Linked DNA regions of Homo sapiens: region 2 is linked to region 1. A link is an interaction called in ENCODE POLR2A ChIA-PET data of the cell type or tissue named here. Cell type or tissue: PC-9. All regions are shown on one strand. Each heading gives the region's core, and the rest is flanking DNA. Links, peaks and the distances in the headings are about the cores only. Region 1 overlaps SPEN (spen family transcriptional repressor). Region 2 holds the start of FBLIM1 (filamin binding LIM protein 1).

Evidence for each region. ChIA-PET counts read pairs that join two places held together with the same protein. Peaks named below come from ENCODE experiments on the same cell type or tissue, not always from the same donor. Only the 100,000 strongest peaks of a DNase experiment are listed, where the experiment ranks them.
Region 2: POLR2A ChIA-PET joins it to region 1 with 36 read pairs; 4 of 35 experiments call an interaction of 5 or more read pairs at or near these places.

Annotation. Positions count from the first base shown.
Region 1 is chr1:15,856,492-15,872,372 of GRCh38, reverse strand. All of the region lies in intron 1 of SPEN (spen family transcriptional repressor), which reads right to left. Among named protein-coding and RNA genes, the nearest start is that of SPEN-AS1, 16 kb to the right of the region's middle. RefSeq lists an enhancer at 6,613-7,113. In PC-9, for the core only: no CTCF peak of the experiment used is centred there; no DNase peak of the experiment used is centred there.
Region 2 is chr1:15,747,748-15,763,628 of GRCh38, reverse strand. It overlaps TMEM82 (transmembrane protein 82), which reads right to left. Exons shown (of 6, transcript NM_001013641.3): 6 at 15,647-15,881. FBLIM1 (filamin binding LIM protein 1) reads right to left here and starts at 4,834. Exons shown (of 9, transcript NM_017556.4): 1 at 4,781-4,834. It overlaps SLC25A34-AS1 (SLC25A34 and TMEM82 antisense RNA 1), which reads left to right and starts at 13,739. Exons shown (of 2, transcript NR_149050.1): 1 at 13,739-14,199. RefSeq lists enhancers at 2,081-3,025, 6,702-7,481, 9,224-9,723, 9,724-10,225. In PC-9, for the core only: no CTCF peak of the experiment used is centred there; no DNase peak of the experiment used is centred there; H3K4me3 peaks cover 386 bases.

The DNA of each region.
Region 1 (15,881 bases), core at 6,231-8,730:
GATCCGCCCGCCTTAGCCTCCCAAAGTGCTGGGATTACAGGCATGAGCCACCGCGCCCGGCCCATTCCTTAAATATAATATTTACAAAACTCCCCTTCACCTTTCTAGAACCCTTAGCTGAAATGCACTTTTTTTTTTTTTTTTTTTTTTGAGACAGAGTCTCACTCTGTCACCCAGACTGGAGTGCACTTACTGTAACCTCCAACTCCCAGGTTCAAGTGATTCTCGTGTCTCAGCCTCCCAAGAAGCCGGGATTACAGGCATATGCCACCACACCCAACTAATGTTTTTTGTATTTTTAGTAGAGATGGGGTTTCGCCATGTTGCCCAGGCTGGTCTTGCACTCCTGACCTCAGGTGATCTGCCTGCCTTGGCTTCCCAAAGTGCTGGGATTACAGGTATGAGCCACAGCACCCGGCCTTGAAATACACTTCTCAGAAGTTTTTACAAATATTTATAGTCTAAAAACGACTACTGAACCTAAGATAGAATCAAAGTAATTTAAAAATCTGTAAAACTTATATTAAAATAAAAACTATACATAGCTATTTTACAGATTTCATTTTAACTTAATTCATTAAGTGACAATCGTACTGGAAAACTGAAGTACTCAAACACTCCTTACTTAAAGGCAAAAGTAAATCCAAATATTTTTGTGTCCATTTGCAAGTGACAGTCTAATTTTTTTAATGTAATTTTTTTGCTACTTAATTTTCTTTCTCCAGGGAGTTAAAACTGTTAAACTTTATAATATAGGTACAATTAAAATTATTTATACAGGCTGGGTGCAGTGGCTCACACCTGTAATCCCAGCACTTTGGGAGGCCCAGGCAGGTGGATCACCTCTACTAAAAATCCAAAAAAATTAGCTGGGCATGGTAGTACACATCTGTAATCCCAGCTACTTGGGAGGCTAAGGCATGAGAATTGCTTGAGCTCAGGAGGTGGAGATTGCAGTGTGCCAAGATCGTGCCACTGCACTCCAGCCTGGGTGACAGAGCGAGACTCAGTCTCAAAAAAGAAAATAGAAAATACATGAGAAAAGTGACTAGGGTTCTAATCCCGATTAGGTTATTAACTATATGGTTTTAAAAGGCACTGTTGAGGCCAGGCGTGGTGGCTCAAGCCTGAAATCCCAGCACTTTGGGAGGCTGAGGCAGGCAGACCATGAGGTCAGGATTTTGAGACCCAGCCTGACCAACATGGTGAAACCCCACCTCTACTAAAAATACAAAAATTAGCAAGGTGTGGTGGCACACGCCTATAATCCCAGCTACTCAGGAGGCTGAGGCAGGAGAATCACTTGAACCCAGGAGGCGGTGAGGACGCAGTGGGCCGAGATCCACCCTGGGCAACAGAGTCAGACTCCATCTCAAAAAAGAAAAAAAGGCATTGTTCTAGGAGCTTAACACATCCTGGGAACAAAACATAGATCCCTAGCCTCATGACATTTATTTACAATTTTCAGTTCGTTGGTATGTGAAAAGAAGACCCCTCCCATTCTAAAATTGTTTTCATCAACTGCATAAGAAACTCACTCCATAACTTCCAAAGCATCAATTACACAAAGCTTTAAAATCCTTAGTATGCTAAAATCCAAGGAATTCTCTCAATACTCCTTTCTAGAAGTGACTACATTCAACCTTTATTGGCTAGGCTATCAATAGGAATGCAATGATTAATTTTAATCTTAGCTTTTGCAACTGACCTAATAAGCAATAGGAAAGAACTGCCACACACTTCATTCTCACACAAGTCATGCTACTATAGAAAACAATTCTCTCTGAGTCATTCTTGAAGCAAGACAACAGAACACCAATGAAAATAACACATTCAAATTTTGCATCTAATCCCTCTTTGCCCAGTTAATTTCTAGAGCTAAAAAATCACATCTGAGTCGTTTTATGATCATTAACATTACTGTTCTATTTCCAGGGAATGAGATCCCATCTTTACTAGCTCTCAAAGTTTTGAAATCCTGCTATGGGAGAAAAAGTTATTATAGAATTGTAAATGAGGACGAGTGTCAAGCCTTTTGAAGATGCAGGCAAATTACATAGCCACCCACCCAACTAAAACCCAATATATAACTTCCAAAAGATCACATTTTTATCAAACTACCCATGGCTTTGTGTACTGCCTACTTTTCCACCTTTCCATCCCATCATCACCACAGCTGTGCCTTATTCAAAAGCAAATGATCGGCTGGGCATGGTGGCTCACACCTGTAATCGCAGCACTTTGGGAGGCCGAGGCAGGTGGATCACCTGAGGTCATGTGTTCAAGACCCAGCCTGACCAACATGGTGAAACCCCGTCTCTACTAAAAATACAAAAATTAGCCAGGCATGGTGGTGCCCGCCTGTAATCCCAGCTACTCAGGAGGCTAAAGCGGGAGAATCGCTTGAACCCAGAAGGCAGTGAGGTTGCAGTGAGACAAGACCACGCCACTGCACTCCAGCCTGGGCAACAGAGTGAGACTCTGTCCCAAAAAAAAAAAATCAATAACTATAGACAGACAAAAAGCAAAGAGCAAATAAACACACCATAAGGGATAAGAAAAAGTCATGAGAGATGAATATATTCAAGTTTGGCTAGGCTACCTGTAACAGTAGAGACAACACGCCACGTGGTGGCACACACCTGTAATCCCAGTAATTTGGGAGGTTGAGGCAGGAGCATCAGTGAAAATGGCCATGAGTGAGTCATGGCCATGCCACTCACCTCCAGCCTGGGCAATAGAGCAAGACCCTGTCTCATAAATAAATAAATAAATAAATAAATAAATAAATACAGTAGAGACAATAAATGTTTGTGCTGGTTTTTTACATTATAAAAAGATTAAAATCATTCCTCTTTTGAACTCAGTTAAATCATAAATGTATCCATTACAACCACCAAATTATGGGCACTAATGTAGTAACATTAATACTTATATTACCTTTTTTGTAACAAAATTTTATAAATGAATTACTAATTTATAATTCAACCCACGTGAGTTTATATTTAGACCAAAAGGGCCGGGCACGGTGGCTCACACCTGTAATCCCAGCACTTTGGGAGGGCCAAGGCAGGCAGATGACCAGGTCAGGAGATGGAGACCATCCTGGCCAACATGGTAAAACCTCATCTCTACTAAAACGCAAAAAATTAGCCGAGTGTGGTGGTGCCCGCCTGCAGTCCCAGCCACTCAGGAGGCTGAGGCAGGGGAATCGCTTGAACCTGGGAGGCAGAGACTACAGTGAGCCGAGATCGCGCCACTGCACTCCAGCCTAGGCAACAAGAGCCAAAACTCCATCTCGAAAATAAATTAATAAATAATTAATTTAATAAAAGCTGTTACTTGTCATCAACATAACTGAAGTAGATATTAAGACTACTCCATTCACAATTACTGATATCCCCATATTTCAACACACTAAATGTAGCATGTAACTTGAAATCATATACTCAGATTACAAGACTCCTACAATTTGAACATAACCAAGTAAGACAGTAAAATTTGTAATATGTCATATACCTCATGTCAGTTAAAATAAATTAAAACCAAAGTAAAACTTAACAAATATCCAGCAAGTCAATGATAAATCTAAATAGCTAAATGACAATGACAAATTAAAACAGTTAATAGTTTAATTCTGGCTGGGCACGGTGGCTCACGCCTGTAATCCCAGCACTTTGGGAGGCCAAGGCAGGCGGATCACGAGGTCAGGAGATCGAGACCATCCTGGCTAACATGGTGAAACCCCATCTCTACTAAAAATACAAAAAATTAGCTGGGCATGGTGGCGGGCACCTGTAGTCCCAGCTACTTGGGAGGCTGAGGCAGGAGAATGGCGTGAACCCGGGAGGCGGAGCTTGCAGTGAGCCAAGATCGCACCACTGCACTCCAGCCTGGGCAACAGAGCAAGACTCCATCTCAAAAAAAAAAAAAAGTTTTATTCTATCTAAAGACATATCAAAAATATACATAAACCTATGGAATAGGAGAAAATAATTACAGATTATATCTCTGATAGGGAACTCCTAAAACTCAATGAAAAGCACAATCCAATTTTCTAAAATGAGACTGGACACAGTGGCTCAAGTCTGTAATCCCAAAGCTTTGGGAGGCCAGGTGGGAGGATCACTTGAAACCATGAGTTCCAGACCCACCTACACAACACAGCAAGACCTCATCTCTATAAATATATATGTATATAAATAAATAAATATATATAATTTTTTTTTTAATTAGCTGGGGCCGGATGCAGTGGCTCACTCCTGAATCCCAACGCTTTGGGAGACCAAGGGAGGTGGATCATTTTAGCCTGGGAGTTTGAGACCAGCCTGGGCAACGTGGCAAAATCCCAACTCTACAAAATACACAAAAATTAGCTAAGTGTGGTGGCACATGCCTGTAGTCCCAGCTACTCAGGAGGCTGAAGCAGGAGGATTGCTTGATCCCAGGAGGCGGAAGTTGCGGTGGGCTGAGATCACGCCATTGCACACCAGCCTGGGTGGCAGAGCACATATACGGATACAGAGAGAGATACATAAATGGCCAATAAACACATGAAAAGATGGTAAATTTAGTCATCATTAGTCATTAGGGAAATCAAAATCAAAATCACAATTATATACCATTTCATACCCACTAGGGCAGCTAAAAAAAAAAAAAAGGCAATGACAACTAATAATGAGGATGAAGAGAAATCTGAACCCTCATACATTGCTGGTGAGATAGCCACCCAGCCTGGGTGAAAGAGCAAGACCCTGCCTCAAAAAACAACAACAAATATACAGATATTTTCATAGCAGCATTTTTCATAACAGCCAAAAATGAGAAACAATCTAAATGGCCATCAACTGATGAATGGATAAAAAACGTGGCATGAGCCAGGCGTGGTGGCTCAGGCCTATAACCCCAGCACTGTAGGAAGCCAAGGTGGGCAGATTGCTTGAGCTCAGGAATTGGAGACCAGCCTGCGCAACATGGTGAAACCCTGTCTCTTAAAAATAAAAATAAAAGGGGGGAGGGCATGCCCATTCAATGGAATATTGTTCAGCAACAAAAAAGAATGATGTTCTGATATATTCTAAAATATGGATGAACCTTGAGAACATGCATAATGAAAGAAGCCAGTCACATACTGTATGATTCCATAATACACAAAAGGTCCAAAATAGGCAAATCCATGCAAACAGAAAGTAAATTAGAGATTGCCAGGGGCTGAAGACAAAGGAGAATGGAGAATGACTGCTAATGGATGTGGGTTTCATTCTGGGGTGATGAAACTATTCTACAATTAGATAGTGATAATGGTTGCGCAACTCTGTGAATATATTAAAAACAGCTGAATTGTATACTTTAAATGGGTAAATTTTATGGTTTATGAGTTACAGCTTAATAAAACTGTTATCTTTCAAAAATACAAAAAATACCTGTCCCTGTCCTTCAACACAAAAGATTTTATATCTCCTTTAGTCACAAGTTTCTATGTTATCTCACTATAAATCAACTGTATGCCACATCCTACTATAAATAGGCAACCATGGAAGGCATTTTTCTATTTCAAGCACGCCTAACTAGGAACGTTATATATGATGAGGTGCTGATGATAGTCAAAATCTGCTAGCTTCATTTCATGGTAATACAGAACTCTTTCAAGAAATTTATTATGAAATGATTTTATATATATAATGGATATATGAGCTGTTCTTAAATAACTAATGTATTCCAGCCGGGCGCGGTGGCTCACGCCTGTAATCCCACCACTTTGGGAGGCCCAGGCAGGCAGATCACGAGGTCAGTAGATCGAGACTATCCTGGCTAACATAGTGAAACCCCGTCTCTACTAAAAATACAAAAAATTAGTCAGGTGTGGTGGCAGGCGCCTGTAGTCCCAGCTACTTGGGAGGCTGAGGCAGGAGAATGGCGTGAACCCGGGAGGCAGAGCTTGCAGTGAGCCAAGATCGCACCACTGCACTCCAGCCTGGGAAACAGAGTGAGACTGTGTCTCAAAAAACAAAACAAAACAAAACAAAAAAACTAATGTATTCCTCCTTTAATCACTCTTTTCAGTAACAAATATTTAGTAACAAATAATTACTAAAGATGGCAAAAGATACGGAGAATCCCTAAAGCCAGCAAAAGAAAGTTAACTACAAAGCCCTAATTTCATTTTTAGAAAAAGCTCATACCCTGAAGTATTTCTCTACTAGGAGGGATGGGAGGAGGGAAGGAAAAAGAGGTGAGCAAGATTTTTCATAGTTTGAAGATATGTATTAGCTTATGCCAAAAATAATAATAATAATTGAGCTGTCATATAATTTTGGAACTGGCATGATATAAAATCCCTAAACCATAAAGGAAAAGACTACATAAATCAAACCACATAAAAATTACAACTCCTGAATCACTTGAACTCAGGAGGCTGAGGCTGCAGTGAGCTGAGATCATGCCACTGCACTACAGTTTGGGCAAGAGTGAGATTCCATCTCCAAAAAAAAAAAAAAATTACAACTCCTATATAGCAAGATATAAAGTCAAAAGACAAATGGAGAAAAAAAATACTTGCAACACTTGAGAAATAAATGATTTCCTAACTATACAGAGTTATTAGAAATCAAGGGAAAGAGACGCCCCAACAAAAAACAGGCAAATGTGGCTGGGTGCGGTGGCTCACACCTGTAATCCCAGCACTTTGGGAGGACAAAATGGGTGGATCACCTGAGGTGAGGAGTTTGAGACCAGCCTGGGGGCAATACGGTGAAACCCCGTCTCTACTAAAATACAAAAAAATTAGCCGGATGTGGCGGTGCGTGCCTGTAGTCCCAGCTACTCAGGAGGTTGAGGCAGGAGAATCGTTTGAACCCAGGAGGTGGAGGCTGCAGTGAGCTGAGATCCAGACACTGCACTCCAGCCTGGCAACAGAGTGAGACACCGTCTCAGAAAAAAAAAAAAAAAAAAACAGGCATATACCTGCATAGGAAGATTTTCTAAAACACACTCACAAATGGTAATTAAAACAAACACACTCGCCAGGCGTGGTGGCTCACACCTGTAATCCTAGCACTCTGGGAGGCCGAGGCCGGCAGATCACCTGAGGTCAGGAGTTTGAGACCAGTCTGGGAGCAAGACGGTGAAATCCCGTCTCTACTAAAATACAAAATTTAGCCAGGCATGGCAGCGTGCGCCTGTAGTCCCAGCTACTCGGGAGGCTGAGGCAAGAGAATTGCTTGAACCCAGGAGGCGGAGGTTGCGGTAAGCTGAGATCTCACCACTGCACTCCAGCCCGGGCGACAGAGTGAGACTCCATCTCAAAAAAAAATTAAAATTAAGATTAAAAACACACTCAAAGCTGCTCAATTTCACTCAAAATCTTAAAAATGGGCAGGAATGATGGCTAACATCTATAATCCCACCACTTTGGGAAGCCAAGGCGCGAGGACGATTTGAGGTCAGGACATCAAGACCAACCTGGGGAACAAAGCAAGACCCCTCCCCACCTCCCCACCCTACCCCCTTCTCTACTAAAAATAAAAACATTAGCCAGGTGTGTTGGCACTTAGTAGTAGTCCTAGCTACTCAAGAGGTTAAGATGGGAGTTTGAGTCCTAGCTACTCGGTAGGCTGAGACGGGAGCTTGAGCCCTAGCTACTCGGTAGGCTGAGACGGGAGCTCGAGCCCAGTAGTTCCAGGCTGCAGTGGGCATGATCACACCACTGAACTCCAGACTGGGTGACAGAGCGAGACCTTGTCTCAAAAAAAAAAAAAAAAAAAAACCCACAAACCTAAGTTCACACACCTAGAAATTCCATTCACAAAAATTTATCATACATGTATAACTGCACTTGTCTGCAAGAGTACAAAATTGCTTACTACAACACTGCTTACAATATTAAAAAAAAAAAAAAAAAAACCGGCCGGCACAGAGGCTCACGCCTATAATCCCAACACTTTGGGAAGCCAAGGCAGGCAGATCACTTGAGGTCAGGAGTTTGAGAACAGCCTTGCCAACATGGCAAAACCACCACCTTTACTAAAAGTACAAAACTTAGCCAGGCGTGGTGGCAAGCGCCTGTAGTCCCAGCTGCTTGGGAGGCTGAGACACGAGAATCACTTGAACCCAAGAAGAGGAGGTTGCAGTGAGCCAAGATCGAGCCACTGCACTCCAGCCTGGGCAACAGAGTGAGACATTGTTTCAAAAAAAAAAAAAAAAAAAGCAACCACTATTCTACTTGCTGTCTTTATGGAGTTGACTACCGTAGCTAGGTACCTCATATATGTATATCATACAGTCCACTTTTCCTTCTTTTGTTAACTGGCTTATTTCACTTACATAGTGTCTTCAAATGTTGTAGCATGTGTCAAAACTTCCTTTCTAAGGCTGAATACTCCACTGTATGAATTCTGTTTATTACACATCTGATAAGTGCATTCTGTTTATCTATTCATTGGTCATCGACATTAGAGATGCATTCACCTTTTGGCTATTGTGAATAGTATTGCTGAAAACATAATAGATTAGTTTTTTTGTTTGTTTTGTTCTAAGACAAGGGTTTGCTCTGTTGCCCAGGCTGGAGTGCAGTGGTGCAATCATGGCTCACTGCAGCCTCAACCTCCCAGGCTCAAGCAATCCTCCTATCTCAGCCTCCTAAGCAGCTGGGACTACAGGCAGGCACCACCACACCCAGCTGATGTTTTTGTTTTCCATAGAGATGAGGTCTCAACATGTTGCCTAGGCTGGTCTCCAATTCCTGGACTCAAGCAGTCCTCTAGTCTCGGTCTCCCAAAGTGCTGGGATTACAGGTATGAGCCACTGCACCCAGCCAGATTACTTTTTTATATTAGAAACTATTTATTGGTTCTAAGTAGAAAGGCTTTAAGAAAATGTTAAGACCAAGAATAAGCTTAATTCAACCAATAAAACTATACCCCTATCTGTTTACTGAATCCAGGGTGAGTGCCTAGATTCCTGAACATAGAAAACTTGATAATTACAACTCCTGGGAAAAGGCATCTGTTTCCAGTAAAGCTCTGAATGCAGACATTCTTCAGAACTATTGCAGGCTTCATTACTCCAGTAAGGAAAAAAATTATATGTGTCTGTGTGTGTGTGCATGTGCAGTTTTGTTTTGTTTTTCTGAGACAGCGTCACTGTCACCCAGGCTGGAGTCCAATGGCACAATCTTGGCTCACTGCAGCCTCAACCTCCCAGGTTCAAGTGATCTGCCCGCCTAAGCCTTCCAAGTAGCTGGACTATAGGTACATACCACCATGCCCAACTACCTTTTATTACCCACTGAGAATGGGAAAAGTGCTGGGATTCGGCCGGGAGCGGTGGCTCACACCTGTAATCCTACCACTTTGGGAGGCTGAGGTAGGCAGACCACAAGGTCAGGAGATCGAAGCCATCCTGGCTAACACAGTGAAACCCCATCTCTACTAAAAATACAAAAAGTTAGCCAGGAATGGTGGTGGGCACCTGTAGTCCCAGCTACTCAGGAGGCTGAGGCAGGAGAATGGCGTGAACCTGGGAGGCGGAGCTTACAGTAAGCTGAGATTGCATCACTGCACTCTAGCCTGGGCGACAGAGCGAGACTCCGTCTCAAAAAAAAAAAAAGCAGAAAGTGCTGGGATTACAGGCATGAGCTACCCGCACTTCACCGAAAAAAAATTATTTATGCACATACATACTCACATTATATTTTACTCCAATCTAATGAAAAATTATTTATTAAGTAAAATTAACTTTTAACAAAGGGACAGTGTTCAACTGACAAACCTCTCAAAAGATTGTCAAATTATGAGGAGAAAAATTCCAAAGTTTCTGTAATCTTTAGATTCTACTGGTTAGAGCAAATAAAAAGCCTGAATATTTTAGACAATCTTGGAAAAAATTCACAGTGTGCTTCCTCCCCAGAGAACAAGACAGGAGTTTATACTGCAAGAATCAAAAAGTAAAGTGCAGGAATATAAATAATCACGATGACCATTAAGCTAACATTCGGACACTATTCTCACAATAATTAATGAGTAGCTTTCATAAATGTATCTGATTTACATAGTACTTTTCTAGGAAGAACTGAAGTATAATTGTAAATAGAACTGCTAATAACCAAAATAAAACATTTATTAAAGTAATGACAGTAAACAAAGCACTTAGATTAAGAAAAAAGGTGCAAGGCAAGCTGATCCAAACACGAAGGCTACAAAACACAAAGCTGAAGTTAGCAGAAGCCAAGAGACTAAATCATAAATTAGCAAAAATCCACATCAAGAGTCCCTCAAAAGGCCAAGAATGGTGGCTAACTCCCGCAATTTTTGTTTTTTGTTTTTTTATTTTTTGAGACGGAGTCTCACTCTGTCACCCAGGCTGGAGTAAAGTGGCGCAATCTCAGCTCACTGCAACCTCGGCCTCCCAGGTTCAAGCGATTCTCCTGCCTCAGCCTCCTGAGTAGCTGTGATTACAGGCATGTGCTACCACGCCCAGCTAATTTTTTCATATTTTTAGTAGAGACGGGGTTTCACCATATTGACCAGGCTGGTCTCAAACTCCTGACCTTGTGATCCACCCGCTTCAGTTTCCCAAAGTGCTGGGATTACAGGAGTGAGCCACCGCACCCGGCCCAGTCCTGTTATTTCAGCATTCTGGGAGGCCAAGGTGAGAGGATGTTTAAAGCAAGGAGTTTTGAGACCAGCCTGGAAACACAGCAAGACCCTGTCACTACTCCCCCCACAAAAAAAAGAGAGTCCTTGCTGGGAATGGAAAGGACTCTAAAAAGGTGCTTACTAATACTGTTATTTACAGTACAACTGCTGAGAAGGAAATCAGCTTCTATCCTTAGGACTTACTTTTCAGTAAAATAATAATTTTTTAAAACTATGGGAAATATACAAATATTTCTAATATTTCACTTAACTAGTGACTTTTATCCTTACTCCATAAAAAAGTATCTGGGCCAGGCACGCTGGCTCACACCTGTAATCCCAGCATTTTGGGAAGCCGAGGTAGGTGGATCATGAGGTCAGGAGTTCGAGACGAGCCTGGCCAACATACTGAAACCCCGTTACTACTAAAAATACAAAAATTAGCCAGGTGTGGTGGCATGTGCCTATAGTCCTAGGTACTTGGGAGGCTGAGGCGGGAGAATCGCTTGAACCCGGGAGGTGGAATGCAGTGAGCCGAGACCACACCATCTGCACTCCAGCCTAGGTGACAGAGTGAGATTCCGTCTCAAAAAAAAAAAAAAAAGTCACTCAGCCTGACCAATGTGATGAAACCCCATCTCTACCAAAAAGCAATTTTTTAAAAAAATTAGCTGGACATGGTGGCACGCAACTGTAGTCCAAGCTACTTGGGAGGCTGAGGTGGCAGAATCAATTGAACCCAGGAGGCAGAGATTGCAGTGAGCCAAGACCGTGCCACTGCTCTCCAGCCTGGGCCACAGAGTAAGACTGTCTCAGAAACAAAACAAAACAAAACAAAAGTCCGGGCACAGTGGCTCACTCCTGTAATCCTGGCACTTTGGGAGGCCGAGGCAGGCGGATGACAAGGTCAGGTTATCGAGACCATCCTGGCCAACATGGTGAAACCCCGTCTCTACTAAAATACAAAAAATTAGCCAGGCATCGTGGCATGTGCCTGTAGTCCAGCTACTCAGGAGGCTGAGGCAGGGGAATCGCTTGAATCCGGGAGGTGGAGGTTGCAATGAGCCAAGATTGTGCCACTGCACTCCAGCCTGGAGACAGAGCAAGACTCCATCTCAAAAAAAAAAAAGTCACTAATAGCCAGACTCACACACCTGTAATGGTCACACCTGTAATCCCAGCACTTCGGGAGGCTGAGGCGGGAGGATATCCTGAGACCAGGAGTTTGAGACCATCCTGGGCAATACAGTGGGACCTTATCTACACACACACACACACACACACACACACACACACTACAGTGGGACCTTAGCTACACATACACACACACACACACACACACACACACACACACACACACCTCTGAAGCTACTTGGGAGGCTGAGATGAGAGGGTCACTTGATGAGCCTGGGAGGTTGAGGCTGCAGTGAGCTGGGATTATACCACTCCCCTCCAACCTGGGTAACAGAACAAGGCTGTCTCAAAAAGAAAAACAGTCACTGAAGTCTATGCCTTAAGATGTTAACTACGCCAGGCACGGTGGCTCACGCCTGTAATCCCAGCACTTTGGGAGGCCGAGGCGGGCGGATCACGAGGTCAGGAGATCGAGACCATCCTGGCTAACACAGTGAAACCCCGTCTCTACTAAAAATACAAAAAATTAGCCGGGTGTGGTGGCGGGCGCCTGTAATCCCAGCTACTCAGGAGGCTGAGGCAGGCGAATGGCATGAACCCGGGAGGTGGAGCTTGCAGTGAGCTGAGATCGCACCACTGCACTCCAGCCTGGGTGACAGAGCAAGACTCCGTCTCAAAAAAAAAAAAAAAAAAAAAAAAGATGTTAACTGATCATTCTTTATACTTATTAAATACCTGAGCCTCTCCAGTCAACATTTTAATCTTCTGAATTATAGCATCTCTAGAACTAAAAGCTTTCTCCAGAAATAAGAAGTCTTTTTAGGAAAAGTCCTCTCGAAAATCATTTTTAAAACAAATTTCAAATCAATCCAATATACAGGAAATAAAATGCTACAACTCTTTGAGACACAAAGCTGTGATGAAAGTTCCTTTTCAGGCCGGGCACAGTGGCTCAAGCCTGTAATCCCAGCACTTTGGGAGGCCGAGGCGGGCGGATCACAAGGTCAGGAGATAGAGACCATCCTGGCTAACACGGTGAAACCCTGTCTCTACTAAAAATACAAAAAATTAGCCGGGCGTGGTGGCGGGGGCTGTGGCGGGCACCTGTGGTCCCAGCTACTCGGGAGGCTGAGGCAGGAGAATGGTGTGAACCCAGGAGGCGGAGCTTGCAGTGAGCCGAGATCCCGCCACTGCACTCCAGCCTGGGCGACAGAGCAAGACTCCCTCTCAAAAAAAAAAAAAAAAAGAAAAGAAAAAGAAAACAGAAAAAGAAAATGAACTATAAATAGAGTGCAGTGGCACATACCTGTAATCCTACATACTTGGCAGGTTGAGGCGGAAATATTGCTTGAAGCCAAAAGTTGGAGGCTGCAGTGAGCTATGATCTCACCTGTGTATAGCCACTGCACTGCAGCCTGGGCAACATAGTCAGACCCCATCTCTTAATTAAAAAAAAAAAAAAAACTAAAAAAGAAAACCGACTGCAATATAATTTAAAACTATTTCAAACTTTAAAAATACTAATTAAGGAGAGATATGTTTGACTGAAGAACATAGCTGGTTAGCAGAAGGATTCATTTCAAAGTAACTGATACACCAATGTCACATATAATAGCTATACACTATTTCAAAACATTAAGTTTTTTGTTTGTTTGTTTTTTGAGACAGGGTTTTTCTCTATTGCCCAGGGTAGAGTGCGGCAGCGCAGTATCGGCTCACTGCTGCCTCTGCCTCATGGGCCCAAGTGATCCTCCCACCTCAGCCTCCTGAACAGCTGGGACTACTGGTGTGCGCCATCGTGCCCGGGTTTTTTTTGTTTGTTTGTTTTTGTTTTTACAGCCTGGGTTTTACCATGTTGCCCAGACTGGTCTGGAACTCCTGAACTCAGGTGATCCACCTGCCTCAGCCTTCCAAAGTGCTGGAATACAGGCAAGAGCCACTGCACCTGGCCAAGCTCTTTTAAAATCCAACTGATCATCCAAATATAGTCATGCATCACTTAAGAACAGGGATACATTCTGAGAAATGCATCTTTACGTGATTTCATCATTGTGAAAACAACAGGGCGTACTTATGCAAACCTCAATGGTAGAGCCTACTATACACCTAGGCTATGCATTGGGTGGTAGTGTTGTATCAATTCTGATTTCCTAACTAGGAGGACTACACGGTGGCAATACAGGAAAGTGTCCTTGTTTCAGGGAGGTACACACTAGAGAATTTAGAGTGGAAGGACATCATGCCATAAAGACAACAGAGGGTAATGGAGCAAATGTGACAAAATGTTAACTGGTGAATTTGGGAAAAGGGGATGTGGGAGGTGTAGTCTGATCCTGAACTTTTTTTTTTTTTGCTGGGCCCAGTGACTCATGCCTGTAATCCCAGCACTTTGGTAGGACAAGGCAGGAGGATCACTTGAGCCCAGGAGTTCAAGACCAGCCTAGGCAACATAGTGAGACCTTGTTTCTCTTTCTTTTTGAGACGGAGTCTTGCTCTGTCACCAGGCTGGAGTACAGTGGCACGATCTCGGCTCACTGCAACCTCCAACTACAAGGTTCAAGTGATTCTCCTGCTTCAGCTTCCCAAGTAGCTGGGATTACAGGCATGTGCCACCACACCCAGCTAATTTTTGTATTTTTAATAGACACAGGATTTCACTATGTTGGCCAGGATGGTCTCGATCTCCTGACCTCATGATCCACCCACCTCGGCCTCCCAAAGTGCTGGGATTACAGGTGTGAGCCACTGGACCTTGTCTCTAAAACAAATTTTTTTAATTAGCTGGACATTATGGCTCATGCCTATAGTCCCAGATACTGAGAAGGCTAAGGTGGGAGGATACCTCAAGCCCAGGAGGTCGAGGCTGCAGTGAACCATAATTATGCCATTACACTCCAACCTGGGTAGAAAAAAAACAATTTTTTTATGAAAATAAATAAATAAATAGGGGCCGGGCACGGTGGCTCACGCCTGTAATACCAGCACTTTGGGAGGCTGAGGCAGGCAGATCACTTGAGGTCAGGAGTTCAAGACCAGCCTGGCCAACATGGTGAAACCTTGTCTCTACTAAAAATACAAAAACTAGCTGGGCGTGGTAGCACACGCCTGTAATCCCAGCTACTCAGGAGGCTGAAGCACAAGAATAGCTTGAACCCGGGAGGCAGAGGTTGCAGTGAGCTGAGATCACGCCACTGCACTCCAGCCTGGGCAACAGAACGAGACTCCGTCTCAAAAAAAAAAGGCTGGGTGCAGTGGCTCACACCTGTAATCCCAGCACTTTGAGAGGCCGAGGCAGACAGATCACTTGAGCCCAGGAGTTCGAGACCAGCCTGGGCAACAGAGTGAGACCTTGTCTCTACAGAAAATACAAAAATTAGCCGAGTATGGTGGTGTGCGCCTGTAGTCCTAGCTACTTGGAAAGCTAAGATGGGAGGATCTCTTGAGCCCGGGAGGTTGAAGGGACACAGTAAGCAGTGATCACACCACTGCACTCCAGCATGGGTGACAAAGTGAGATCCTGTCTCAAGAAAAAAAAAAATACAGGAAGGAGAAAAGCAGATAGGCCATAACTGATGGTTGTTGGAGATGAACGAGAGGAACTTGGGATTCACTGACTATTGTGTCCACTTTTGTGTATGTTCAAAATTCCTGAGATAGAATTTTTAAGATATATAACACAAATTGATCATATAGTAATATATATGCTTCTTTACTAACACACCAAATAAAAGTATCTAGGCCAGGCGCAGTGGCTTATGACTGTAATCCCAGCACATTGTAAAGTCGAGGTGGGCGGATCACCTAAGATCAGGAGTTCAAGACCAGCCTAGCCAACATGGTGAAACCCCGTCTCTATTAAAAACACAAAAATTAGCTGGGCATGGTGGTGGGCGCCTGTAATTCCAGTTACTCGAGAAACTGAGGCAGGAGAATTGCTGGAACCTGGGAGGCAGAGGTTGCAGTGAGCCGAGATCATGCCATTGCACTCCAGCCTGGGTGACACAGCAAGACTCTGTCTCAAAAAAAAAAAAAAAAAAAAGTATCTGGCAGCAGATCTAACAGCCACTGTAATTTCCAAGTTGTGATGACAATAATGAAGTATTTGCAAAAACT
Region 2 (15,881 bases), core at 5,451-7,950, 110 kb after region 1:
AATCTTGCTCTGTTGCCCAGGCCGGAGTGCAGTGGCACGATCTTGGCTCACTGCAAGCTCCACTTCCCAGGTTCACGCCATTCTCCTGCCTCAGCCTCCCGAGTAGCTGGGACTACAGGTGCCCGCCACCACGCCCGGCTAATTTTGTTTTTGTATTTTTAGTAGTGATGGGGTTTCACCATGTTAACCAGGATGGTCTTGATCTCCTGACCTCGTGATCCGCCCACCTCAGCCTCCCAAAGTGCTGGGATTACAGGCGTGAGCCATCGCACCCCGGTGAGACTCTGTCCCAGCACTTTGGGAGGCAGAGGCAGGTGGATCACCTGAGGTCTGGAGTTCGAGACCAGCCTGGCCAACATGGTAAAACCCCATCTCTACTAAAAATACAAAAATTAGCTGGGTGTGCTGGCGGGCGCCTGTAATCCCAGCTACTTGGGAGGCTGAGGCAGGAGAATCACTTGAACCCGTGGGAGTGGAGGTTGCAGTGAGGTGAGATGGCACCATTGCACTCTAGCCTGGGCAACAAGAGCGAAACTCTGTCTAAAAAAAAAAAAAGAAAAAAAGTATGGCTCTCCACCACCTCAGGATGAAGTCCAACTGCGGCAGCCTCAGCCTCTTTGAGCCCCTGGACCACTCGCCCTTCCTATGTCCTCTCTCTTGCCTTGCAGTGTTTCTTCTATGGTTTTCCTGTCCTGCCCCCACAGGGTGAATTTCAGCTTTCTCTTAGAGGCCCAGCTCAAACATCACCTCTTCCACAAGGCACCCCCCGATTCCTGGCCCTCTCCAGGGGCAGTTTCCTGCTGCCAAGGGTGGACGAAAGCGATGATAGCCCCAGGGCAGGACAGGCTGGCTCACAAGCTCACTATCAATGCGTCTGACCGGTGTCTGCATTCTTTGTGTGCCTAGAGGATATCAGAGCGCAGGCATCAAAACCCAGATCTGGCCACCCGATGGCTCACGCCTGTAATCACAGCACTTTGGGAGGTAGGCGATCACTTGAGGTCAGGAGTTCAAGACCATCCTGGCCAACATGGTGAAACACTGTCTCTACTAAAAATACAAAAATTTGGCCTGGCGTGGAGGCTTATGCCTGTAATCTTAGCATTTTTGGAGGGCAAGGTGGTTGGATCACGAGGTAAGGAGTTCAAGACCAGCCTGGCCAAGATGGTGAAACCCTGTCTCTACTAAAAATACAAAAATTAGCTGGGCATGGTGGCAGACGCCTGTTATCTCAGCTACTCGGGAGGCTGAGACAGAGAATTGCTTGAACCCGGGAGGCGGAGGTTGCAGTAAGCCGAGATTGCACCACCACACTCCAGCCTGGGCAACAGAGCAAGAGTCTGTCTCAAAAAAAAAAAAAAAAAAAAACAAATTAGCCAGAAATGGTGGCATGCACCTGTAGTCCCCAGCTACTTAGGAGGCTGAGGCAGGAGAATCGCTTGAATCCTGGGAGGCGAGGTTGCAGTGAGCTGAGATTGTGCCACTGCACTCCAGCCGAGGTGACAGAGTGAAACTCTGTCTCGAAAAAAAAAAAAAGAAAAGCATAAATCAGAGAGCATGGTGGCACCCTGATACCCTGATGTCAGGAAAAGGACATTATTTCCCATCTCTCAGGTAGTTCCTGCTGACAGTAGTCCCTGTGGCCAAGGCTGAGGTGGGGCCATGGGTGGGAAAGCTGGGAGTCCAGTGAGCACATCAGTCCTCAGCAGGCACCCAATGCCTGTGCCCAGGGCTAAAAATGTCCCCTTTTCTATCTCGCTCTTCAGGCTTCCCTCCTTATCTCAAAGTGCACTGGCCACTTTGGGTTCACAGCGACTGATGGATGATAATAAAAACAATAACACGTGCTCCTAAATTCCCTTAAGTTGTTTGGCTAAAATACATAGCTCAGTCTGACAATAAAATATCTATTCTGAGGAAGAAACCAATATATTAGGAAAGAGCTTCAAAACTTATTTTAAAGTACTTGTCTTTTGCTTCTGGGTTTGGAAATGATGTCTGGAAGTACGTATGCTTAGGCTGGCTGTCACGGGCTTTAGTTTTACACTTTGTTATAAGTTTAAGAATCTATTTTTGTCAACAATGTTCAGAGTACATGTGAGATTTAAAGAAATACCAAACGACTTGCTGATAAGGCACTTGTTTCGTGCCAGGCCCTGTGCCAGGTACTATATGTGCCTCAAAACCCACCAGCCTCTCAATCTAGCTGCAAGAAATGCCCATCCTGCCCCCACTTTGCAGATGGACCCTGTGAGGTTCCAAGAGGTTAAGTGACTTTCCCAGGCCATCCATGGCACTCGGAATTCTAATGGAACATCATCCAAAAGTGTGTCCCCAGACACGCTTTTCCTTCCTTGGGTGGCACAAAGTCGCCCAAGTTCCCAGGCCTGTTCTCACTCTACAATGGCCCAATCCAGACCAGAAATCTTGTGGTCGGCATGTTCCGGGCTGGTCCCCAGGGGCTGCTGTGGGGCTTCGGGATGGCCCTCTGCCTCCTCCCACCCAGCCCTGACCCTTCCTACACTCCTCCGGGAAGTCGGATCTGCCTGGCTTCTCGGAAAATGTCCAGCACTGAGGCCAGATGTTCACAGCTGGGCAGCCCCTATACCTCCCAAGCAGTGACTGCAGGGACCTCAGGCCCCAGGGGGTCTAAGCTGGGGAGTTTCAAAGCCCTGTCAATCCCATCGGGAGAGGGAGCCCCGGCTTCCCTCCCGTCCCACTGCCACCGATTCAGCTGGGAGCAGGCTGTGTGTAAGTTCCCTGGGGCCATCTCCCAGTCAGCTGTGCCCAGGGGACCCTCCGCCCCCACTCTTCCTCCCCCAGAGAGCGAATCACAGATCCAGTTAGATAAGTGGAGAAAAGTGGGAACAAAGGGAAGGAAAGTCATTTCCTGTCCAAAGGAAGGAAGGAGGCAGGGATCCAGCCAGCCACCCAGACCAGCTAGAGGCTGCAGCCTTGGGGCAGAGAATGTGCAGCTCAGGGGGGGTCACCCCCACAGTCCTCCTTCCTACTCCTTGTTCCCTACAAAGAAAAAAAAAAACAAAAAAACCTCTGGGGCCACCTCTAAGCTCTGTTCTTTTTTTTTTTTTTTTTTTTTCTGAGACAGAATCTTGCTCTGTGGCCGAGGCTGGAGTGCAGTGGCGCAATCTCAGCTCACTGAAACCTCCACCTCCCAGGTTCAAGCGATTGTCCTGCCTCAGCCTCCTGAGTAGCTGGGACCACAGGCACACGCCACCACCCCTGGCTAATTTTTGTATTTTTGGTAGAGACAGGGTTTCACCATGTTGACCAGGCTGGTCTCAAACTCCTGACCTCAAGTGATCCGCCCTCCTCGGCCTCCCAGAGTGCTGGGATTACAGGCTTGAGCCACTACACCCGGCTTAAGCTTTGTTATTTATTTATTTATTTTGAGACAGAGTCTCATTCTGTGGCCCAGGCTGCGCAGTGGTGCGATCTCGGCTCACTGCAACCTCCGCCTCCTGGGTTCAAGCGATTCTCGTGCCTCAGCCGCCGAATAGCTGGGATTACAGGCGCGCGCCACCACACCCGGCTAATTTTTGTATTTTTAGTAGAGACGGGGTTTCACCACGTTGGCCAGGCTGGTCTCCAACTCCTGACTTCAGGTAATCCGCCCGCCTCGGCCTCCCAAAGTGCTGGGATTACAGGCGTGAGCCACCGCTCCCGGCCAGCTTTGTTCTTTAATGACCGGATAAAGCAGTCTACCTTTGGGTACGGAATTAAATTTAGGCAGAAGTGGCGGGGTGTGCCCCAACCCCTCCCACCCTGCAACTTAGGGGAGGGGTTCCCTCAACCTCTTTCCCACCCCAGGGAAACAGAGGAGGTAGAGAGCTGGGTTCACACGCGGCCCCACTTCTTTCCTGCGGGGTGACCCCGAATAGGTCACAGAAACTCTCTGGCCTCGTTTTTTCATAAAGTGAGAATGAGTGTGTCCCTAGGGCGGCTGAGAGGATATATAAGGAAAGAAGACTCAGGGTCTAGGCCCTTGGAAGGTGCAAAGAGAAGGACAGCTGGTTAGGCAGCAGCTGAGAGGGAGAAGCAGCCCGGGGGCTGGGCTCGGCTGGGGGTGCCTCCAGGACCCGGACAGAACCTACAGCGTCATTAAGAGCAGGAATCTGGGCGCGGCCCCAGCCTCTCCCCGGGGTCCTCAGGCTTGGGTGGGAGGTGAGGGGTAGGGGCCGACGCCAAGATCATCCCAGGGCACACACCTGGGTATCGCCCATCTCCACACCTTCTCAGCCCCCGACGGGCGCGTGAGGCCCAGAGAGGAGCAGCCCCGGGACCCGTCCCTCCCCTTGCCTGACCCTGGCTAGGAAAAGGGGCCTGGAGCGCCCCCGGGCTCCGGAAACGCGGGACCCTCCGCAGGCAGCCGAGCAGGGCGGCCGCCGGGGTCACCGCTGGGCGCCGCCGGAGCTTTAATTCGATCCATGTGCGGGACTCCGGCCTTTTGTGCGGGAGCTTCCGCCCTGCGCGCCGGGTCCCCGGCTCCCGCTCCCGGGCTGGGACTCGGCCCTCCGCCGGCCTCACTGAGCCCTCGCCCCGGACCTGCCGACTCCCCGACTCCGGGGAGAGAGACCAAGAGACTGGGACGCAAAGGGCGTGAGGACCGCACCCCCCACCCGCAGGCCCCTCCAGGGGCGCCGCGCCGGGGGTCCCGGCTGGCGACCGAGCAGGCTCCGGCCGAGCACTGCCGGCGCTGTCACCTGTGTGCACCGGGGACAGGGACGGAGGGACGCGACCCCCACCCACCCGGCCCGCTTACCTGGGCCGCCCGCGCCCCGGCGGCTCCGATCCGACGCCCGAGCCAGCGGAGCCCGGAGCCGCTGGGCCTCCCGTCCCCTCCGCCCGTCCGCCCTCCCCGCCCCCTCGGCTCCCTCCGCCCCGCCGCCCCGCGCCGCTTTACCATAAAAGGTGAGGCTCGGGGGGAGGGGGCGCGGGATTCCCGCCCCGCGGAAGCGGCCCCTACCTGCCCCCCAACCTGCCCGGCCGCGCCCCGCGCCGCCCCTTCCCCCTCCCTTTGTTCCCTGGACGACGCCTCCCCTCCCCCTTGGCACAGGCCAGGGGGTGGGAATGGGGGGGAATGGGGATGGGGGCGATGGGGGAATGGGAGGGATGGGGAGTGGGGGTAGGAGAATGGGGAGTCGGGGTGGGTTTCCTTCCCTCCCCGCTGCCCATCCCCTCGCGTTCTTCATGGACCCCGAGTGGTCCCTGCCGTCCCCCTTCCCTCGCTCTCCTGGGTTGGCAACCCCACCTACCCTGTCCGGCGGAGGTGAGCGCTTACTTTGGCTCTGGGATCCGCCAGGGTCTTGCGTCAAACCGACCAGGGTTCTGCGGCCGTTTACTAAGCGTGAGACCCGGAGCAGTCACGCCACCTCCTGAGCCTCAGTGTCTTCATCTGTAAAGTGGAGGTAGCCACTGCCTACCTCTCCAGGTTGGCCTGAGGATAAAAGGTGACAGTTACAGCCAGGACTGTGATTAATAGTGGTTAATATATGCTGGGTTGGGGGCTTTTTCCGGGAGTGTTCCTGAGGGTGGGGGTCTCGGAGACCCCCAGTGGAGCAGGTCACCTTGTTCTGCTCTCCTGAGCGGTAAGCCCTCTGCAGGTGGGTCCCGGTGTCCCGGGGGACAGGCCGCTCCAGGAGCTCTGGAAGGCAGGGCCCGGCTGGCCCTGTGGCTGAACCCCTCCCTCCACATCCAGTGACCCTCCCCCTCCCAGCTGGAGCAATTAGGACGGGAGCGGGAGGGGAGGCAGAGCCTGGACTCTGGGGCCCGGGATGGGGCCGGGATGGACTGCCTGGGTCCCTGGAGGCCTCAGGGACATTGTGGGGAAAGGAATCTGGGTCTGATTCAGAGGCAGACAGATTGTTCTTTTGATTAAAGCCACAGTGGCTGAGGCTTGAGGAGCGCTGGACCCAGCGCCATCTGCGGGGTGGCCAGACAGGATCTGGCCCGTCCTGCAACCCCTCAGCTACAGTCACCCCTCCAGGGTGGCTCTGGGGCTGTTTCTGAGGGAGGCTGGTTTATGAGGGTCAGAGGAGGCTGCCTCCGCCCTCACCCACTGATCATCGCCCCTCCCATCCCTCTTGTCGCCCCTTTTCCCATTTGATCCTCTCAGCCAAGCTGCAGTAACAGCAGCAGTCCCAGGAGCTGCCATTGATAGGGGCTTTCTAGGTGCTGGTACCCATCCTCATCCCCATCCTAATCCCACAAGAGCCATGAGCACCAGGGCTGATGATTCCTGTTCACGGTCAAGGACACTGAGGCCCCGAGAGGCTCAAGGCCACACTAGGGGCAAATGGCAGAGCCAAATTCAAACCAGAGCCGCTGTGTCCCTGGGCACACAGCTCTGCTAGTCTCAAGAACAGGTACCAGTGCCATCCTTTACAGAATCGGAAGCTGGGGCTTGGAGGTGCTGAGAGTTCTGTGCAGCAGGGCGAGGCTGGGACTCAAGGCTGTCTGAGTCCCTGCTCGGCTCATTCCTGGCTTGGCAGTGATATCCTGCCCCTGCCCCCCAAAACTCCAGCTTTGCAGCACCCTTTGGAGGAGACTTCCCCATACCCTCTGAACGACAGAGACGGGAAGGACTCAAAGGAGGAAGGTGCGATCTGGGGGTTTTCAGGCGCTTTTGGCTGTAGAACCCCTTTGCAAATGCTTAGTGACCCAGAAGTTTATTTAAGAGATAAAAGTGGAGCTGCCTGCCCTCACCTCCATGACAGCCCCTGAACCACCTGTTGCACCCCCAGGTGGGATAGTGAGGCAACGAAGAGTTGATTTGGGGCCTTGTTCAAGGTCACACTGACTTAGTCTAGGACCCAGGCTTCCCACATTTGCTCTGGGACAGTCCAAGGGGAATGAGGGGTTCAACTGCCTCTGCTTACCTGCCTCCAGCACCCCAGGCCACCTGTTCCACCGCCACCACTGCTCCCGGATGGAGGGATTCGTCCTGGCCCGCAGCAGCTCGGGTGTCGATGTCACCGATCGGCAGGTGCCAAACTTCCTGCAACGGAAACCCAGGAAGTGCGCTGGATGAGAACACACGCCCTTTGTCTGCCAGCTCAGAGGCTCTGCTGCCCTCCGCCCTCCCTGCCAGGCTCACAACGGCTTTCTTCTCCCTTAGATGGCTCCAGCAGGCAAGGGGCTCAATCTTCTATTAGGATGGTGGCAGCTGAGACCCTGAGTGGCAGGGAAGGGGTGGAAGAGAGGTTTGAGGGCAAGTCTGCTTGCCGGGGCGGGGGTGGCACCTCCACAGTGGAGAGCTTTGACTGAGCAGACACTGACCGGGCACCTACTGTGTGCAATGCATGAGTCAAGGAGCCGACGGGATCAAATCAGACATGATCAGTCCTTGTCCCCACAGTCCTTACAGGGAGATTGGGTAGAGCAAACCATAAAGCAAATTAACATAACAATAACCAATAGTAAAAGGTGCTATGAAGGAATGGACAAGGGGTCTGAGACAAAAGGGGGTGGGGTGGGTGTGGGGTGTGGGGTGTGGGGGGAAATCCTCTCTGAGGAGGTGAGGGTTAAGCTGAGATGGGGAGGAGCCAGTGTGAGAATAGGGACGAATATTCCCAGGGAAAGGGGGCAGAAGGGAAAACATGGGCTTTAAAGGTCAGAGGTCAGCTTGGCAGACAGCCTCAGAAGCCCCTTGGGCCTCCCAGCTCCTTCCTCCATCCTCCATCTTCCACCCTACCTGCTTGGAGTCAGGTCAGTCCAATGCTTATTTCCTGGGCGCTGCTGTGTGTGGGGCCCTGTGCTAGGCAGGGCGGGGAGAGGAGCAGCATAGAGAAAAGGGAGCTCCCCCATGGTGGCCGGGTCAGATGGGGACACAGATACAGCTGTGAGTAACATCAGTATCTGGGAGTGATTCCAGCTCTGCCACTTGCCAGCCTTGGGCAAATCACTTCTCTCTGGGCCTCAGTTTCCTCTTGCAACCGAGGGGTTGCCAACCCAGGTTTGTCCCTTGTGGCTTCATAGCAAGAATCTGGTGGGGTAAATGTGGGTAAAAATACCTGATGCTCAGTAGGTGTTCAGAGATGAGTTCCTTTGCTCTCCCTACCACATGAAGGATAGAAGTTTTAGTAAGAGGGACAAAGTTCTGAAGGGAAGGGAAGGACGTGACTTTGTCCTGCAAGAGAATCCAAGGAACATCCATGGCTCCTGATAGCCAGCACTACTTTCCCTGATTCTGATAACAGCACTCAGTTTCTGTTTGGGGAACCTCTCTTCCACTCTCAGTGCCTGGTGTATACATGACCCATGTCCAGCCAATCATAGTGGCTGTTAGTTCTAAGATCAGCTCTCTGGGCTTGTTGGCTGGCAGAATACAAGCTTGACACCACTTTTGCCCCCCACTTGGACCACCACAGAGGACAGCAGAGCAAAGAGATAGGAAAGAAAGATAACTGATTTCATCAGCTGCTGGATCCAGCCATACCTGCAATCCTACTACCAGACCTCCAGAGTCAATGCATTTTTTTCCCTTACTTTTTATTTTTTATTCTTTTGAGACAGTCTTGCTCTGTCGCCCAGACTGGAGTACAACTATGGGCTCCCTTACTTTTTCTTTTTTCTTTTCTTTCTTTCTTTCTTTTTTTTTTTTTTTTTTTTTTTTGTTTTTTGAGACAGAGTTTTGCTCTGTCACCCAGGCTGGAGTACAGTGGCACGATCTCGGCTCACTGCAACCTCTGCCTCCCAGGTTCACGCCATTCTCCTGCCTCAGCCTCCCCAGCAGCTGGGACTACAGGCGCACGCCACCATGCCCGGCTAATTTTTTGTATTTTTTTTTTAGTAGAGACGGGGTTTCACTGTGTTAGCCAGGATGGTCTTGATCTCCTGACCTCGTGATCTGCCTGCCTTGGCCTCCCAAAGTGCTGGGATTACAGGCATGAGCCACCGTGCCCGGTCCTTACTTTTTCTTAAACCAGTTAAAATTGTATTTCTGCAGTTATTTGTTGCGCTTTTTTTCCTTGTTCTAAATAAATAGTCAGTCATGAGGCTGGGTGCAGTGGCTCACACCTATAATCACAGCACTTTGGGAGGCCGAGGCGGGCGGATCATTTGAGTTCAGGAATTTGAGACCAGCCTGGCCAACATGGCAAAACCCTGTCTCTACTAAAAATACAAAAATTAGCCGGGCGTGGTGGCAGGTGCCTGTAATCCCGGGTACTCAGCAGGCTAAGGCAGGAGAATTGCTTGAACCTGGGAGGCAGAGGTTGCAGTGAGCTGAGATCGCACCACTGCACTCCAGCCTGGGTGACAAGAGCAAAACTCTGTCTCAAAAAAAAAAAAAAAATAGCTCTGCGTGGTGGCGGGCGCCTGTAATCCCAGCTACTCGGGAGGCTGAGGCAAGAGAATTGCTTGAACCCTGGAGGCAGAGGTTGCAGTGAGCCAAGATCGTGCCACTACACTCCAGCCTAGACAACAGAGCAAGACTCCGCCAAAAAAGAAAAAAGGAAAAAAAGCCAAGTGGGAATCGACCAGGCCACAGCTAGAGCCACATGGTGTCCACTCTCAGGCTCCAATCCTGTGTCCCACTGCCTCACCCAGGCAAAGCCCAGCTTCCCAAGACCTGGCTGTGACAATATTGTCTCCGCGTTAATCCCGCTCTGGTTTAGGGGCCTGAACTGGCTCTGACCAGGCGTGCTGGTTCCCACGGCCAGACCGTCCACTCAGCGAATCAGCACAGGCTCCAGGGTGAGGGGGTGAGAAGTGTGGGAGAGGCCAAGGAGGGGCCTGAGGCTCAGCAGACTGAGGGGGCCCCTCCTCGCCCTAGGCCTTGCTAGTCAGGGCCCTTCTGCCCCTTATTTGGGAGGGTCCTTGAGCTAGCCCCAAACCCTCACTGATCCCAGCCCCCTCCTTGAGCCCCCATCCCACTGGGACCCTCTACTCCCAGCAGCATCTATCCCAGCATCTGCCCTTGCTGATCTATCTCCGCACCCTCAAGCCCTGAGCCTCCTCCTTACTAAAGCACAATGTGGCCTGGAACCTGCCATTGCCCCTGTGGGTCTCGCCCTCTTCTCTCTTAGCCAGAGGTGGGCTTATTGTGAAGTTAATAAAACTTATGCTCATGGCCTCACTTCCATGGCCCCTGTGAAGGCTGGGAGTTGCTGGGAGTTACAGAGTGTTCTAGACAAGGAGAGAAGCTGGTTTCACTCAGGAAGCATGTCCATGAAGAACGCCTAGCAAACTGTCCAGGGAGACATCAGAAGAAGGACCCAAATCTCCAAGTCTCCAGTCATTTGTTGTGCTTTTTCTCTTTGTTCTAAATAGTCACTTTTGGCCAGGAACAGTGGCTCAGGCCTGTAATCCCAGCACTTTGGGAAGCTGAGGCAGGCAGATCACCTGACGTCAGGAGTTCGAGACCAGCCTGGCCAACATGGTGAAACCCCGTCTCTTCTAAAAATACAAAAATTATCCGGTCTTGGTGGTGTGTGCCTGTAATCCCAGGTACTCAGTAGGCTGAGGCAGGAGAATCGCTTGAACTCAGGAGGCGGAGGTTTCAGTGAGCTGAGATCATGCCATTGCACTCCAGCCTGGGCAACACAGTGAGACTCTGTTCTCCCCCCCACCCAAAAAAATAGTCACTTTCATACGAATTCTGTATTATTTTTTCTAAAGGGAGTCCTAAAAATTGGATCTGCCTTGCTCTTTTTATTTTATTTTTTATTATTTTATTTTTTGAGACAGAGTGTTGCTCTGTTGCCCAGGCTGGAGTGCAGTGGCGCCATCTCGGCTCACTGCAAGCTCTGCCTCCCGGGTTCACGCCATTCTCCTGCCTCAGCCTCCTGAGTAGCTGAGACTACAGGTGCCCATCACCATGCCCAGCTAATTTTTTGTATTTTTTTTTTTTTTGAGACATAGTCTTGCTCTGTCGCCCAGGCTGGAGTGCAGTGGCATGATTTCGGTTCACTGCAAGCTCCACCTCCCGGGTTCATGCCATTCTCCTGCCTCAGCCTCCTGAGTAGCTGGGACTACAGGCGCCCACCACCACGCCCAGCTAATTTTTTGTATTTTTAGTAGAGACGGGGTTTCACCGTGTTAGGCAGGATGGTCTCAAACTCCTGACCTCGTGATCCACCTGCCTCGGCCTCCCAAAGTGTAATTTTTTAAATTATTTGTAGAGATGAGGTCTCACTATGTTGCCCAGACTGGCCTCGAACTCCTGGGCTCACGAAATCCTCCTGTCTCAGCCTCCCAAAGTGTTGGGATTACAGGCGTGAGCCACTACACCTGGCCCATATGCCTCACTCTTATTCTTTACAATCCCCTCTTCTCACAGTAGCCAGAACACCTCACTAAAGCAGCATCTAACGCCCTTCTGTGCACAGCCCTCTGTGGCTCCCCGCTGCTCTCTGGGACAATGCCAAGCCCCTCACCCTGGCCCTGTGTGATCCTGCCCCAACCCACCCCCGAGACAGCATCTCCCACCACTGCACCCCTCACCCCTCTGCTGCAGCGGCGCTGACCCTGCCTCAGTCCCTCAGTCCACTCCAGAGCCTTGAAACCCACCTGGGCTTCAATACCACCCCCTTGGCCTGGGAACGCCTGTCTTCTCACCTGGGTTATTCCAAATGCTTCCAAACTATTCTGAAAACAGCCACGAGAGGACTCCTCTCAAGGTGTACGTCAGCTTCCGTCATGTCCTTGTGCAAAACCCTCCGCTGGCTCCCCTCAGGGCAACGCAGTCCATAGCCTCGCCCGGGGCTCCAGGCCCAGCCGCTCCACCCTCTCTACCACCTTCCTTTTTTTTTTTTTTTTTTCTGAGACAGAGTCTGGCTCTGTCACCCAGGCTGGAGTGCAGTGGTGTGATCTGGGCTCACTGCAACCTCCGCCTCCTGTATTCAAGCAATTCTCTGCCTCAGCCTCCTGGGTTCAAGCAATTCTCTGCCTCAGCCTCCTGGGTTCAAGCAATTCACTGCCTCAGCCTCCAGAGTAGCTGGGATTACGGGCACTCGCCACCACGCCTGGCTCATTTTTGTATCTTTAGTAGAGACGGGGTTTCACCATCTTGGCCAGGCTGGTCTTGAATTCCTGACCTCGTGATCCACCCACCTTATCCTCCCAAAGTGCTGGGATTACAGGCGTGTGCCACTGTGCCCTGCTCTACCACCTTCCTAAATGCCCTGGCCTGTTCCTGCCGCAAGGCCCTTGTTGAGCCGTCTTCTTGGCCTGGGAAGTTCTTCCCTCCGCTGTTTGCTTGGTTGCCCCCTCACTCTGTTCAGGTGTCTGCTCCAATGCCCCCTCCTCGCAGGAGCCCTCCGTGGACGGCAGCTTCTGAGATGCCCCCAGGATCCCCACCTCCTGGCCTCCATGCCCTCCCCTCGGGTGGGTGGGACCTGGGGACCTCTCCTCAATGATAGATTGTGGCCAAAACAATAGGATGTCACTTTCAGCACTGAGTCACAAAGCGTGGGCTTGCTTGTCCTCCACCCCTCTCCCTGGTGGGCTCTGAGGAAAGCCAACGGCCGCATTGTAGGGGTGCCTTGCAGGAGCCCGACGTGGCAAGGAAGAAGGGAGGCCCTGGGCCTTACGACGACACCACAGCCTCGCTGACCCTTGGCAGTAGCCCTGAGACACAGGACCCGGCTCAGCAGCACCCAGATCCCTGACCCACAGAAAGAGCAAGACGATCAGTGTCTGTTGTTTTAAACTCTTCAAGTTTGGGGGGTAATTTGTGACGCAGCTGTAGATAACAAATACACCTTCTCTCACTTCTGCCCCCGTCACTCTGTCCCCTGACCCGGCTTTACTTTTCTTTGTTTCTTTGTTAGTTTGTTTTGAGACAGAGTCTCACTCTGTTGCCCGGGCTGGAGTGCAGTGCGACAATCTCGACTCACTACAACCTCCGCCTCCCGGGTTCAAGCGATTCTCCTGCCTCAGCCTCCTGAGTAGCTGGGATTGCAGGCACGCGCCACCACGCCCGGCTAATTTTGTATTTTTCGTAGAGACGGGGTTTCTCCATGTTGGTCAAGCTGGTCTCAAACTCCTGACCTCAGGTGATCTGCCCGCCTCGGCCTCCCAAAGTGCTGGGATTACAGGCGTGAGCCACCGCGCCCAGCCTCCGGCTTTACTTTTCTTTGCAGCATTTTGTGGAAGGGAACCTCCCTTACTCCTCTCAGTGTCCCCAGTGCCAGCCTGATGCCTGGATCCACGCAGGTACTCAGTGATGACACTGAATGAATGAATGGGTGAAGAAATGCAAGTCCTCAGAAAGAAAATGCCAGAGCTCAGAAAAGCCAGAAGTAGGGGGCTCAGGATGGGGAGGCCAGCTAACCCCAATCCCAGCTGCCCCAGGGGTCACTACCCACTTTACGCAGGGCCTGGGGACGCTGGTCCCCCACCTCTTCAGCACGATGTTGCCCTGACCCTAGAACCTTGGTCCTGGTGGTCAGGCCCCAAGGGTCAGGCTCTTCGGGTCCCCTTGGGGAACTGGTCCCAGCCTCATGCTTTGCCCAGACCATACAATTTGGATTGTCCTATGCCTGCTGGACTTCAGGCCTATTTTCTCCATTTGGTGTGGAGATTTGCTAAATGCCTCATTTAGAGTGAGCTCATTTTATGCCCTTGTCAGTCTTTTCATGAAAATATTTCGATAAGAAAAGAATGCTATTCCAGCCCACGTGTCCTGATTTTTGTTTGGAAAACAATCCCTGTGCCCATAAAAAGGAAAGGACTGCTGAGTCCAGTCCCCTCCTGGCCCTGTCCCTAATGGGGCCCAGGCTGTGCCAGGGATCCAGAGGCTAAAGCACATTCCAGCAAAAACACTGGCCCCCGCTTGGAACCCAGAGCCCAGTCTGGGTCCGGCAAGGGGCTGGCCCTGTGCCCACCTAACTGAGCCATTTCCTTCCAGACTGGGGCACATTTCCTGCCCGGAGGGAACAGAGCACATTCCCAGGCGGCATGGACTGGGTCCTGCATTGGGGGAGGGGATTCCGTAGGCATTTTCCCAACCCCAGCGACCACGCCCTGGGATGAGAGGCCTGTCCTGGTGGTAGGGCTAGGAGCACGGTTCAAAGGGTGCTGCTGGAGCTGTCCAAGGGGTGGCCATTCTTCGGGGAATGAGCTGAAACCACCCGGCCCTGCCTTGGGTGCAGCCTGCTCTGTATCCCAGGTGTGCTGAGCGTAGAGCGAGAAGGATCCTTGAGTCACCCCTGCCTGCTCCCAAGCAGCAGTCTTCGGGTGAGTGTGGTGCCTTTGCCGAGAGGGAGGGACCCATCAGAGCCTGGAATCCTCAAGGTGCCCTCTCCAGGCCTCCCCTCCTCCCTAATGCCTCCTTCCTGGCCACCCCCATGCCTCTCAAACCCCCTCCAGAAAGACCACTGGCCGGGAGGCTCCTTTGCCCCGTGGGGCTTCCGCTAGGAAAGGGCCCTGAGTTGCAGCCCTGGATCCCCATGGAACCAAAGGGCCCTGGGGGCTGGAGCTGGGCTCCTTTGCACCGAGGTGGCTGGAACCACATTCCAGAGCCTGTCGGTAATGGACGTGCCATATTTCTCATCTCTGTTAGTTTCCCTGGCCCCAGCTTTTCAACAAGAAGAGGGTAGCAGGGAGCATTCAAAGCACTTGAGCTGTGGGGGCCAGGCCACCTGGATTCAAATCCCAGGTTTGCTACTTAATGCCTGTGCGCCCTTGAGCAAGTCACTTAACTTCTCTGAGCCTCAGTTTCTGACTCTGTAAAAAGGGATAACAGTGCCTGCCTCTTGGCGCTGATGTCAAAATGAAATGAAACGGTGAAAGTACCCAGCACATGGCAGACACCCAGCATGCAGTGGTAATTCTTCTGCCAGGTTCAGAGAGGGGCAGTGGCTTGTCTAAGGTCACACAGAGGGTAGGCAGAGGAGCTGGTACCCAACCCTTTGGCCTTCCTGAGCTGGGCCCTGAACGGGCTGAGATGGGAGGGATGCTCATAGCCTTCAAGAAGTCAGGGTTGGGGCTGGGGACCACAGAGCACCCAGCAGAGGCCTGGTCAGCATTGTGCGTCCTTCAGCTGTTTCCCAGCCTGGGATGGGACAGGACATGGCCACTATCCACCCAAGACTGCAGGTGGGTGCCAGACCAAGTGTCCATCCCCCCCGTCCCCTCACCTCATCAGCCACCTCGGTACTACGGTACTACATGCCCCCCCACCACTCTACCCAGTTCTCTACCCAGAATGGTTTTGCTCAGTCTGCAAGGAGCCACGTCCCCCAGGGGACCCAGCCCAGGCCAGCCTGAGGCACATATCCCAGGACCTGCCAGAAGAGCTGTGTGGCCTCAGAAAAGCCTCTTTCCTGCTCTCTGTGTTTGTGATTATTCTTTGTTGTTGTTGTTTTGTTTCTGAGACAGAGTCTTGCTCTGTCACCCAGGCTGGAGTGCAGTGGCACGAATCTCGGCTCACTGCAACCTCCGCCTCCCAGGTTCAAGCAGTTCTCCTGCCTCAGCCTCCTCAGTAGCTAGGATTACAGGCACCCACCACCATGCCCAGCTAATTTTTGTATTTTTAGTAGAGACAGGGTTTCGCCATCTTGGCCAGGCTGGTCTTGAACTCCTGACCTTAGGTGATCTGCCCACCTTAGCCTCCGAACGTATTGGGATTACAGGCGTGAGCCACCACGCCTGGCCTCTGTGTGTTCGTGATTCTAAGCACAGGTTGAGAAAGACATCGTCTTTATTGTTCATGGAGAAGGGAAGGGAGACCAGTAAAGGGGGAGCCCTCCTGAGGATGCACCCCCACCCCTGCCCAGGAAGGCAGGTCTGAGAGGCTGCATCATTGCCCACCCCAAGAAAAAGAGGGTTCAACCAGGGGTCCCCAGGTGTCCCCTCTCCAGAGGCTCCCATCCCCAAATCCTGCCTTCCCTTCTCGGGGCTCCCAGGGCCTGTGCTGA